2 separate regions of the Homo sapiens genome follow, and region 1 is linked to region 2. Evidence: read pairs that join two places in POLR2A ChIA-PET (ENCODE). Cell type or tissue: OCI-LY7. All regions are shown on one strand. Each heading gives the region's core, and the rest is flanking DNA. Links, peaks and the distances in the headings are about the cores only. Region 1 has its middle 3.4 kb from the start of KRT74. Region 2 has its middle 7.1 kb from the start of KRT77.

Region 1 (5,377 bases), core at 238-5,237, 130 kb after region 2:
AGACCCTGGGAACTGGCAGACAGATCTCAGGCAGCCCTGGAGAAGGAGGCAAGTACTCGGGGAAGCCAGGAGGCTCCCATGACCCTTTGTGCAGGAGGACAGCTCTGACCAGAGGCTCCAACTCATCTGTGGAACGTGAGCCCATCCCCAAGACTTAGGCAAGCTACCAGGGCAGCCCTGGAGGGGCGTGCAGGTTGTGCTGAGCACTAAGTCTCAGTGCGGGGGAAGTAGAGGCTGAAATCCAGCCATGCACCCTGGGAAAGGGCTGCGTCTGCCCAGAGGAAGGGGTGCCTTTTTCTCATGATTGGCATAAAGGCACCATATGGCCCTGCAACCACTTGGTTAAACTGCTCTGATGTTTCTCTCTCCAGGTGGGAAGGGTGGAGCATGCCCCTCCTGAGCTGGGCTGCAGCAGAGAGGAGGGAGACACCCATGCTGGGAAGACGTGGGGAAGGTCCTAGACTCAGAGAAGGGTGTCTGCAGAGATGCAGCTCCCCCACGTTTACCCCGAGAGGTGCAGGTAGAAAGTTCCATAAGACTAGCAGTGATAAGGAAACTGCCAGGTTTCAGGTCACTAAACATCCTCTGCTAAGTGTTTAATAAATAGAGGCTTACTGCACAATATGCTCTACACTAATATGACACCAAGAAATGGGAATTTTGACCATGCTGACTGCCTGTCTGGGATTTCACTCAGCACAGTGCCTGTAGCAGAATAGGCATTGAGTGAGAGGGATTGGAATTAAAAAAAAATTGATGCCATCCAGCCACCTGCTTTCTTCTCATAATCTGAGGAATTCATTTAACAAGAGTGTGTGTGAGGGGAAAAGGGGGTCTAGTAGGGATGGAGACAGACCAGGGATTGCTTGAGTGTTTAAGTTTTACAAGCTTGGTAGACGTGACTTCAGTGATCCTTAGGGTCCACTGGAGAGTCGGGTACTCAGAGCTCTCCAATATGGTGAATGACGTTCTGGTTTTCAAGGGTCCAGTTTTTTCCAGAACAGTGCAGAACTTTCCAGAACTTCTGTAGCACTGAAAGTCGGACATTCTGGAAAACCTCTCAGCCCTAGGAAAACTGGGATAGTTGAGTACTCTACAAAATAGTATCTAGATAATCCCTATCATCTTGCCTGGGGCGCTTTTCCTATTCCTCTGTGCCTAGAGTTTCCTCTTCCCCCACTCACCAACACAGAGCTTTCTGCTTCACTCTCCACACCCACTCCAACTAGGCCCCAAGCCATGTCTACAGCCTGGGATTGCAGCAGTGGGTTCTGCCCATGTCTCTGGTGCATATCCCATCTGTCATCGGACTCCTGGCACAGAAAATTTAATGTCAGGAAAGTGAAGGGTTTTGGGAGACACATGGGGAAAAAGCAGATGAACTCTATTGTCTGGGCTAGCTAACTTTGGACTAGCATGGAAAAACAGGCTCCTTTCAAACCGGTTCAGACAGGCAGAGGGTATTAGGTTTCTGCACTTAGCTTATTTTCAAAGGGAAATCAGAGAACTCAGTTTCAGGTCCTTTCCAGTGCTAAGGTGCTGTGGTTTGTCCCCAGGTCTTGTCCCCACAAAGTTAGCTCAAGAATCCTTCAAGCTTCTTTTTTTCTTTCTCTCTCTTTTTTTTTTTTTTTTTTTTTTTTGAGATGGAGCTTCGCTCTTGTGCCCCAGGCTGGAGTGCAATGGCACAACCTCAGCTCACTGCAACCGCTGCCTCCTGGGTTCACACGATTCTCCTGCCTCAGCCTCCCAAGTAGCTGGGATTACAGGCAGTGCCACCACTCCCAGCTAATTTTTGTATTTTTATTAGAGATGGGGTTTCACCATGTTGGCCAGGCTGGTCTGGAATTCCTGGCCTCAAGTGATCTGCCCACCTCGGCCACCCAAAGTGCTGGGATTACAGGTGTGAGCCACCATGCCTGGCCTTCTTTCTCTTTTCTTTAATGACCTTGATCTACAGAATTTGGGTCCTTCAACTGTTGTTCTGTGCCCAGGAGCAGTCAAAGGCCAAAGGGCTAGAGAAAAATGACATTCACTATTCATCTTCAAACTACAGACATGATGGTTACGGCCATTGGGATTTTTCACGGGGCTGCTTTTTATTTCCCTCTGGTGAGGTGCTCTGCAGAAGGGGATTCTTATCCTCCAGGAAGATGATGAGAGATTATGGCCCAATTGACTCAGCTCCCTTGGGTTCCCTGGGGTACCTGTGTCTTCCACAGCCCTCCTCTTGCAACACAGAGCCTATTCCTTAACGGAAAGCATTGGCCCTGTGAAACTGCTTCCCCTCAGGACCCTCGCATGATGCCACACTGTCTACAGGGAGAAGGGAACTGTCTAGGCCTGCGCCGCCATCTCTGCCTCCATCTCTGCTTCCCAAGTCGAGCCTTCCTTTATAATCCGCCTGGGCCTCTCGGTGTCTCAGGGATGCCCCATGCACCTGCCCAATCTGGCCGACCTTCCAGTTAGCAACCCCTACCTCAGAGAGCCCAACCTCTCTTTTATTCTATTTTTCCATTTCTTTTTAATTCAAGGATGGAGAAGATTTAGGGTAAGCAAAAAGTAGATTTTCATGTACTTTTTAAATTCTTTTTTTTTTAGATCAGAATTTCAATGAACAGCTTGTCTGAGTTACTTGTTCAAGCACATAATCCAATATAGGCATGTAGAATTAAAACTACAGCAATAACAACAGCAAAACAACTTTTGTATGTTTATATTGTTTGTCCTCCAGTTCAATTAACTTCCTAAAAGAGAAAGAGAGTGTCTCAGACATCTCCCCCTGTCTAGCATAGAGCTGAACACACAGTAGATGCCCAGTTTTATATGCATTTAATGAAATAATCTCTTCAGGACTTGGGACACTCATTAGTCCAATGAACTCAAAGACCAGGGCGTGGTGTGTGATTACTAATTAAAGGGTATCCGAAACAGTGAAGGCTGGAACTCTAGGGATCTGACTGCATAGGCCAAAGGCAATTCCCCTGCAATTAAGCTCCCTAGGAACCAATTAGGAGGATTGCTTCTGTGTGGCCACAATCACAACACTGTTGTCAGGAAATTCTACTCTGCCTCTACCTTTTCCTTCTCCGTCACAGCCACTCTGCCACCATCATTACCACCGCTGTCAGCAACCCTTACTGGCCAGCCTCCAGCACAGGGCCCAGCCCACAGGGGCACCCTTTGTAATGAATACAAAGGGTGCCAGGACCCCTAGCCTTAGTCCTGGCCCTCCCCAGCCCATCACTTCTGAGTGTGGATGGACCCCATTCATTCTGCTGCATTTCCCTGGGCACCTGGATATCTGCCTTTTGTTTACCCTAAGTCTTCTCCAGCCTCAAAGATCTAGCCTCATGCCTTTTCTGCTTTGTAAATGCCTTTTCGTTGAAGTTCCTATCAGATTGGGGCTCATAGTCAGCCAGGCAGTGGTGGCGCAAAGACTCAGCTAGCCAGAACTATGATTATTTCCCCTCGGAGCCGGGCAATGAAGGGCCAGCTGCTGGTGATTCTAGAATAAAACAGCCGCTCATGAAAGCAAGTCTCTTCCTTCCCCCTGCCCATCCTTGCTGTGGCTGATTTTCTCTCTGAACCTAGAGTGATGTCTTATCTTGAGCAGCTACCCTTTGCAAGCCCCTAGTTCAGCAACAACCTCCCCTTCTCCTCATGTCACACTTGAATCAAAAACAACAGAAACACAAGCACAAGGTCCCCAGCCCACAGCTGCCATGCCTGCCACATGTACCACAATGTCTTTGCATCTTTGCCACTAACTTCCATCTCTATCACATAACACGATGGTCAGGAACATGCACTTTGAAACCAGACGCACTTGAATTCCGGCCCAGCTCTGACTTACTAGTTGAGTGAGATGGGTAAGTTCCTCTGTTTCTTCAACTGTAAATGAAGTTAGTTAAAGAGGGTTAAGTGAGACATCCCATGTAGACATCCCATGCCTGGCACATGTGAAGTGAAGAATAAGTGTTAACACTTTCTGTTACTACCATCACTATTATACAATGATGTTACTACCACTATTGCTACTACTGCCATAAGGAATACTTCCAGCCCCACTACCTCTGAGCCACTACTCTGAGCCAGCACCTGTAGTGGGCGTTGTTGGGAATATAAGCCTGGCTTCTGGAGATCCCCAAAAACCCTAATCAAGATGAGCCATTCCTCAGTGCACCTCTGATTCGTGGTTCATAATGCTTTTCTGTCATTCCAGAGCTTTGGCTCTACTTTAAGTTCTTTGTGTAGATTCCTCTCATTGGTCTGCAGGCTTCTTGGTGGCTGGGGCCCTAGGACAGTCACCCCCAGGTTAAGGAACTCACGCCATTTTTTGTCTTGCACACTCCAGCACAGGAGGGCGGCAAACCCAGCATCTGGCGGCACCCCTGCTGCTGCCCTTGCAACCTGACTTAGAAAACCACAAGCAACCCCTTCGATTACATGCTCCTGTGCTGTAGGGCTAGGCCCTGCCGGGAAAGCCCCCCGAGACAGGGTCCCTGGGGAAGGACCTTCCACCGTTACCTCAGGGGCTGAGAGGAAAACACCCTGTGAAGGGGAAATTCTTCCGGGGCAGCTTCCAGGCCTAAGCTCCACGCTCCCTGCCCAGGTCAGCTTCTCCTTTTCCCTCCCCAGCAGTGGGAGCAGTTGTCTTCTGCCCTCGGCTGGATCCAAACAAGCCAAGTGTTCTCAGTTTAGTTATAGGAAGTGGTCAGAGTCTTGCATGAGGGCAGCTGCCAGATACCTAGCTTTGAAATAATTTTTTTTGTTTTTTGGAGACAGAGTCTTGCTCTGTTGCCCAGGCTGGAGTGCAGTGGCACAATCTAGGCTCACTGCAACCTCTGCCTCCCAGGTTCAAGTGATTCTTCTACTTCAGTCTTTTGAGTAGCTGCGACTACAGGCATGCACCACTGCGCTCGGCTGATTTTTGTATTTTTAGTAGAGGCGGGGTTTCACCATGTTAGCCAGGCTGGACTCAAACTCCTGACCTCAGGCAATCTGCCCTCCTTGGCCTCCCAAAGTGCTGGGATTACAGGTGTGAGCCACCATGCCCAGCCCTGAAATAATTTTTTAACATTGCACTGTACCCACACTACCTGAGCTATAAAGCAGTGATACTTCCTGTTTGAAAATTGAGTGCTCCCTGAAGTTGCCAGGAAACTGGCAGAACAGCCCACCCTGAACCTGGGAGTGAAACTCAGGGGGTCCTGTTCCTTGGTGACTTCAGCCATAGGGTGTTTCCCCAGGGAGTGCAGGGGCTAATATCCCAGCTCCTGCCTGACTTCCTAGAGTAGGACAAATAATCTTATCCAGGAGAGAAAATCCAACTGGAGGAAATGCAGCTGACTGGAAAGGTTCTCATGGTTGTAAGGCA
Region 2 (5,377 bases), core at 200-5,199:
AGCAATTATAAAAATTCAAATGTTTTATGGCAAAAGTTATATATGCCAGGGATGTATGTTAACATGTTTGATATGATGTGGGGCGGAGCCTTCAAATATTGACAGTTATGAGAACAAAGAACTTCAAATGGTTTGGTAACAGGTCACCTCCACCCTCATCCCTACCCCTACCCCAGATGAGAGCACAGAATACAGGCAGATCCAGGAATACTTGGATAAAACAGAGGTTTGGTGCCGGATGTGGGGGCCCCTTGCAAATTAGGGCATGTGAGTGGGAGAAGTAAAACATAAGCAAACATGCAAAGGCATACGTGCATGGTGGCCTTCCTGGTAAAATGCTCACTAGTGTGGGGGACTGAGAAAGGTTGTCAGAGAAAGCAAGAAAGAGACAATTCTCCTTGATAACAGATCAGAGAAACTCTTAGCTAAGTACACAAAAAGCCAAGAGGGATAGCCAAAGGCTCACCACACTAGAAAAACAACACATAACTACAGCTTCAACAGAGAATGTTCCTGCTGTAGGGTGAAGCACTTATCTGGGATAGTCTAAATCAGAGAGCAGGAAGCCTGGGGACTGTCCACTGCAGTTTGCACTGGGAGGGGCTATGGCTTCACCTCTCAAAAACAAGCCCACTGTCCAAGGATTCTCTTTTCTCCACGCCCTCATTCTTTTTTTCTTTTTTATTATTATTATACTTTAAATTCTAGGGTACATGTGCACAATGTGCAGGTTTGTTACATGTGTATACATGTGCCATGTTGGTGTGCTGCACCCGTTAGCTCGTCATTTACATTAGGTATATCTCCTAATGCTATCCCTCCTCCCTCCCCCTACCACATGACAGGCCCTGGTGTGTGACGTTCCCCATCCTGTGTCCAAGTGTTCTCATTGTTCAATTCCCACCTATGAGTGAGAACACGTGGTGTTTGGTTTTCTGTCCTTGCAATAGTTTGCTGAGAATGATGGTTTCTAGCTTCATCCATGTCCCTACAAAGGACATGAACTCATCCTTTTTTATGGCTGCATAGTATTCCATGGTGTATATGTGCCACATTTTCTTAATCCAGTCTATCTTTGATGGACATTTGGGTTGGTTCCAAGTCTTTGCTATTATCTCCACGCCCTCACTCTTATCCTTTATCTTTTTGATATAGCCATCGTAACAGTTGTGAAGTAATGTCTCATCGTGGTTTTGATCTGCGTTTCTCTGATGGTTAGTGATGTTGAACACTTGTACACTGTGGGTGGGAAGGTAAGTTTGTACAGTACAGCCATGATGGAAAACAGTATGGAGGTTCCTCAAAACATTAAAAATGGAACTACCATATGACCCAGCAACTCCACGTCTGAGTATATATCCAAGGGAAATTAAATCACTATCTTGAAGAGATATCTGCACCTTCATGTTTACTGCAGTTTTATCCACAATAGCCAAGATATGAAATCAACCTAAGTGTCTGTTGATGGATAAATGGACAAAGAAAATGTAGAATATATACACAAAGGGATATTATTTAGCCATACAAAGGAGGAAATCTTGTCATTTGGAACAACATAGAAAAATGGAGGACATGATGCTAAGTGAAATAAGCCAGACATTGAAAGACAAATATTTTAGCTGGGCGTGGTGGCACATGCCTGTGATCCCAGCTACTTGGGAGGTTGAGGCATGAGAATCTCTCGAACCCGGGAGGTGGAGGTTGCAGTGAATATTTCAGCCTGGGCGACAGAGCCAAACCCTGCCCTGTCTCAAAAAAAAAAAAAAAAAAAAAAAGACAAATACCTTAGAATCTCACTATATGTGTAATCTAAGACAGTCAAACTCATAGAAATGGAGTTGAAGGGTGGTTGCCAGGAGTTGGAAGTAGGGGTGGGAGAAATGGGGAGATGTTGCTTAAAGGGTACAAAATTTCAGTTATTATGAAATTTTCTCTATGGTGAACAAATTCTCTAAATGAACAAGAAAAAGCAAACCCACATGTGCCTCCTAAGCAGTGAATGCAGCTTGGAGAGATTGCCCTTTAGCTTAATGACAGAGGAGATACTTTTGGCTTGTTTCAAACTCATCAATAAATTGCCATCTTCCTTTAAATAGATGATTAAAGAAAAGCTTGTCTGCATCTTTTATATGATTTACAATATATTACAGGGCCACAGTTTCCTGCTTATGGTGACTTTCTAATTTAAGGGAAGCTGGATGGAAAATGCAGTTTGGTTAATAGAAATTTACTTTTGTAATAATGTAATAATTGCTAAAGTAGATGATCTCTTGTTATTTGCCTGACATGTGCTGAGCTTTTTCTGAATTAACCCATCTAATCTTCACAGCCCTGTGAGGTAGGCAGTGTTATGGCCTCTGCTTCACAAAAGAGGAAATGAAAGCGCAGAGAGATGAATGAACTTATCCAAGGTCATGTAACTAGAAGGGATGGCACCAGGATTCAAACTCCAGAAGGCCTAACCTCAAAGCCCTCCTAAATTGCCCCATAAAGCAGAAGATAAGATAGTACAGCAAGAAACTCTCAGGCTTTGGAACCCAGCTGCTAGGTGTAATCTGGGCCCACTCCTTACCAGGAGTGTGTGACCTTGAGCCACCCTCCAGACCCCTCACCCAAAAGTCATCAGTAAAATGCAGTTGTGTGGATGGAATCATGTCATCTGTTTAATTCTTGGCACATTGTAAGAGCTCAATAAAAGGTCATTACTAATTATGGCCAGTGTTTCAGGAACCTGTCTATTCTTTAAATGAAGAGAATAATACACTGCAAATTCCTTATGGTTATAAAGCACTGTAATCTCTCCCATCATGGTCAAGTGAGACACGAACCTGGAATTGATGGCAGGTCTCATATTACCCTCAGGGACTTGGAATGCTGGTCCCACCCCACCACTAACTACCCCTGTAACCTTGAGACTGGCCCGTCCTCTTTGATCCAACATATAGAAGCATTCTCTGCCCAGACAGCACCATTCCTCCGCTGGGACCTCACTGTTTCTTTTGGAATTCAATCCAAGTCTAACCTGTAGCCTTATTTTCCTTTGGGGCCACACCTGCCTAGCTGCTCCCTTTGCTTCAGAGACAAAAGAGTTGCCAGGCTGAGGCACAAGAATCACTTGAACCCGGGAGGTGGAGGTTGCAGTGAGCATTTCAGCCTGGGTGAATTATAAACAAATAAATGGTTGTATAAATAAATAAATAAATGATTGTATAAATAGTCATGACTTCCAGTATGTTGGATGGAAGAGCTTTGACACGCTTGGCACAATATTGTCTCTGGACCTTTGCCGTGGGAATTTGCAAGCTGCCCTTAGTGAGGCCTCTAGACAATATCCAGGCCCAAAAGCACCTATTGGGTTTGCCGAGAAGGAAGGAGACTGCCCGATTCTTATGCTCTAGGCAGACACTGAGATTCTAGTTAAAGGGATGTCAAAGTGGTGTCCAGGCTAGTTTTGGGCCTCAGTAGGAGCTTAAGGCCCTAGGTGTTGCCCCAAACACACACCCCAACCCAGAAATCAGAGGATTCACCAGGGATGTTCCTGTGTGCCTGGCACCACCTTCTCATGCCTGCGTGCAGGCTTGTTAGAGATTGAAGGTGGAACGCCCCATATAGTCATCTCTCCCAGGCTGCAGGAGCACAGAGGCACCTGGGAATTTCACATAGGCCTCCTTATTCTTTCTGAATTCGGGGGAGGGTAGCCAAGTTCTCATTCTATCTGCACCACCAACTTTTTTGGGTAACTTTGGCCAAGTCCCTGTCTTTGTACCCATTTCTTCCTTGTAAAATGAAGGACTGGGCTGATACCGTCCATCATATGTTTGGCTGTGATGCTGTTACGCAGGAAGAAGAGTGGGCCAAGGGTGGGGAAGCCAAGTCTAGCAGCTTCTATTCAGCTCCAATAGGTTTCTCTCCGATATGTGTCACATCACTGCCTCCCCTGTGCTGACGACAGGTCAAAAGGCTCTCATTTCAAGGAGGTTAAAGGCCCCCATTCCTAGACCGGGGCTGCAGCTCTCCACTCTCTTCTTGGTGGGGACTGGTGAGTGAGAGTCTCTCTCCCTTCCTTTTTCCAGCCCCACGCCCCTGACACACCTCTGTGATATCCACCTCCAGACCCTGGGAAATGTAGGGTGAGGTGGGGGATAGAGCTTTGGGAGCTGCTCCTGCTGGTCATGCCAGCAGCTCTTCTGAACCCTGCTTCCCGCTGCTGTCTGGAACTGTGATCCAGGTGGCTGATAGTTGCTCTGGGCCTCACCTTCTTGGCAGCCCTGGGTTTCAGTAACTGGGAGATGGGCTGGGTGAGCTGCAGCCTTCAACTAACTTCCCACTTTCCTTTTAAGGTGGCAGGTGGGGAGAGGAGGAAGCGGGCACATCTCTCTCCAACGACCCCATCTCTTCTGCAATACATGTAGGTTCTGAAGTGGGAATGCGCGGGTTCAAATCTCCATTCCACTATTTTCATTAGTGTATTCTTTGACAAGATTCTCTTTCCAAGTCTCACTTTCTCCATTTGCAAAATGAACATAGTAAGAATATCTTCCTTATGATGTTGGTATTTAGATTTCACGAGACCTTCCATGTTATAGACAGCACAGTGCATGGTCCATGGAAATCACCTGGTGAAGTTCACTATTATGATAATGATTGTTACTCCTATCTGTGTCCTTAGACTGAATGGAATCTAAAGAGGCTGTTTCATTTGTCCTGTTTCCTCCAGGTCAGTGGTCTCCAAACTTGCTGCACATTAAAACCACCTTTTAAAAATTCTAAAGTCCAGACCATAGCCCCAGACCAATTAAACTCTACTCCTTAGGTGTGGGCCCAGGCACCAGCGATTTTGAAGCTTTCTAGGTGATTCCAGTGTGAGCCAGTTTAGAAACCGCTGCTCTCTGCAGTCTAACCAGCTGAGGAGTTTCTTTTAGGGGTAGTGATTCGTCCTAGGAACATTATTTACCCACTAATATTGATCTGAGTTGAAACACTTCCTTTGAGACAAGCAAAATCTCTCGTGCTTCACTTTAAGTCATTTTTTTTTCTTCTGAGGAAGTAGAGCATAGCTATCACCCTCCACCAAAAGCTCAGTTAGTGGGTGTGTCCCTCCTCCCCTCCCAAGCCCTTCAAGGGATGACAACAGCCCAGCAGGGGCCATCAGCTGACGGGAGGTAGATGACAATGTTGGCATTGAATGCTGAAAGCTGATCATAGACAGAGATCAAAGAAGCTTCCTAAACTCTGCTGTCCGGGACTTCCTTTTTTATGTTATCACAATGGAATATTTTCACATTCAGCATGACAGTATATAGAAACCTGGGCGAGTGCTGAACAAATTCCACTCAAAGACATTGCTGGAGCCCTCTGTGACCGAAGCCAAACTCAG

Evidence for each region. Peaks named below come from ENCODE experiments on the same cell type or tissue, not always from the same donor. Only the 100,000 strongest peaks of a DNase experiment are listed, where the experiment ranks them.
Region 1: POLR2A ChIA-PET joins it to region 2 with 5 read pairs; 4 of 35 experiments call an interaction of 5 or more read pairs at or near these places.

Annotation. Positions count from the first base shown.
Region 1 is chr12:52,574,519-52,579,895 of GRCh38, reverse strand. No RefSeq gene overlaps it. Among named protein-coding and RNA genes, the nearest start is that of KRT74, 3.4 kb to the right of the region's middle. In OCI-LY7, for the core only: no CTCF peak of the experiment used is centred there; no DNase peak of the experiment used is centred there.
Region 2 is chr12:52,707,970-52,713,346 of GRCh38, reverse strand. No RefSeq gene overlaps it. Among named protein-coding and RNA genes, the nearest start is that of KRT77, 7.1 kb to the right of the region's middle. In OCI-LY7, for the core only: no CTCF peak of the experiment used is centred there; a DNase peak (open chromatin) is centred at 2,366.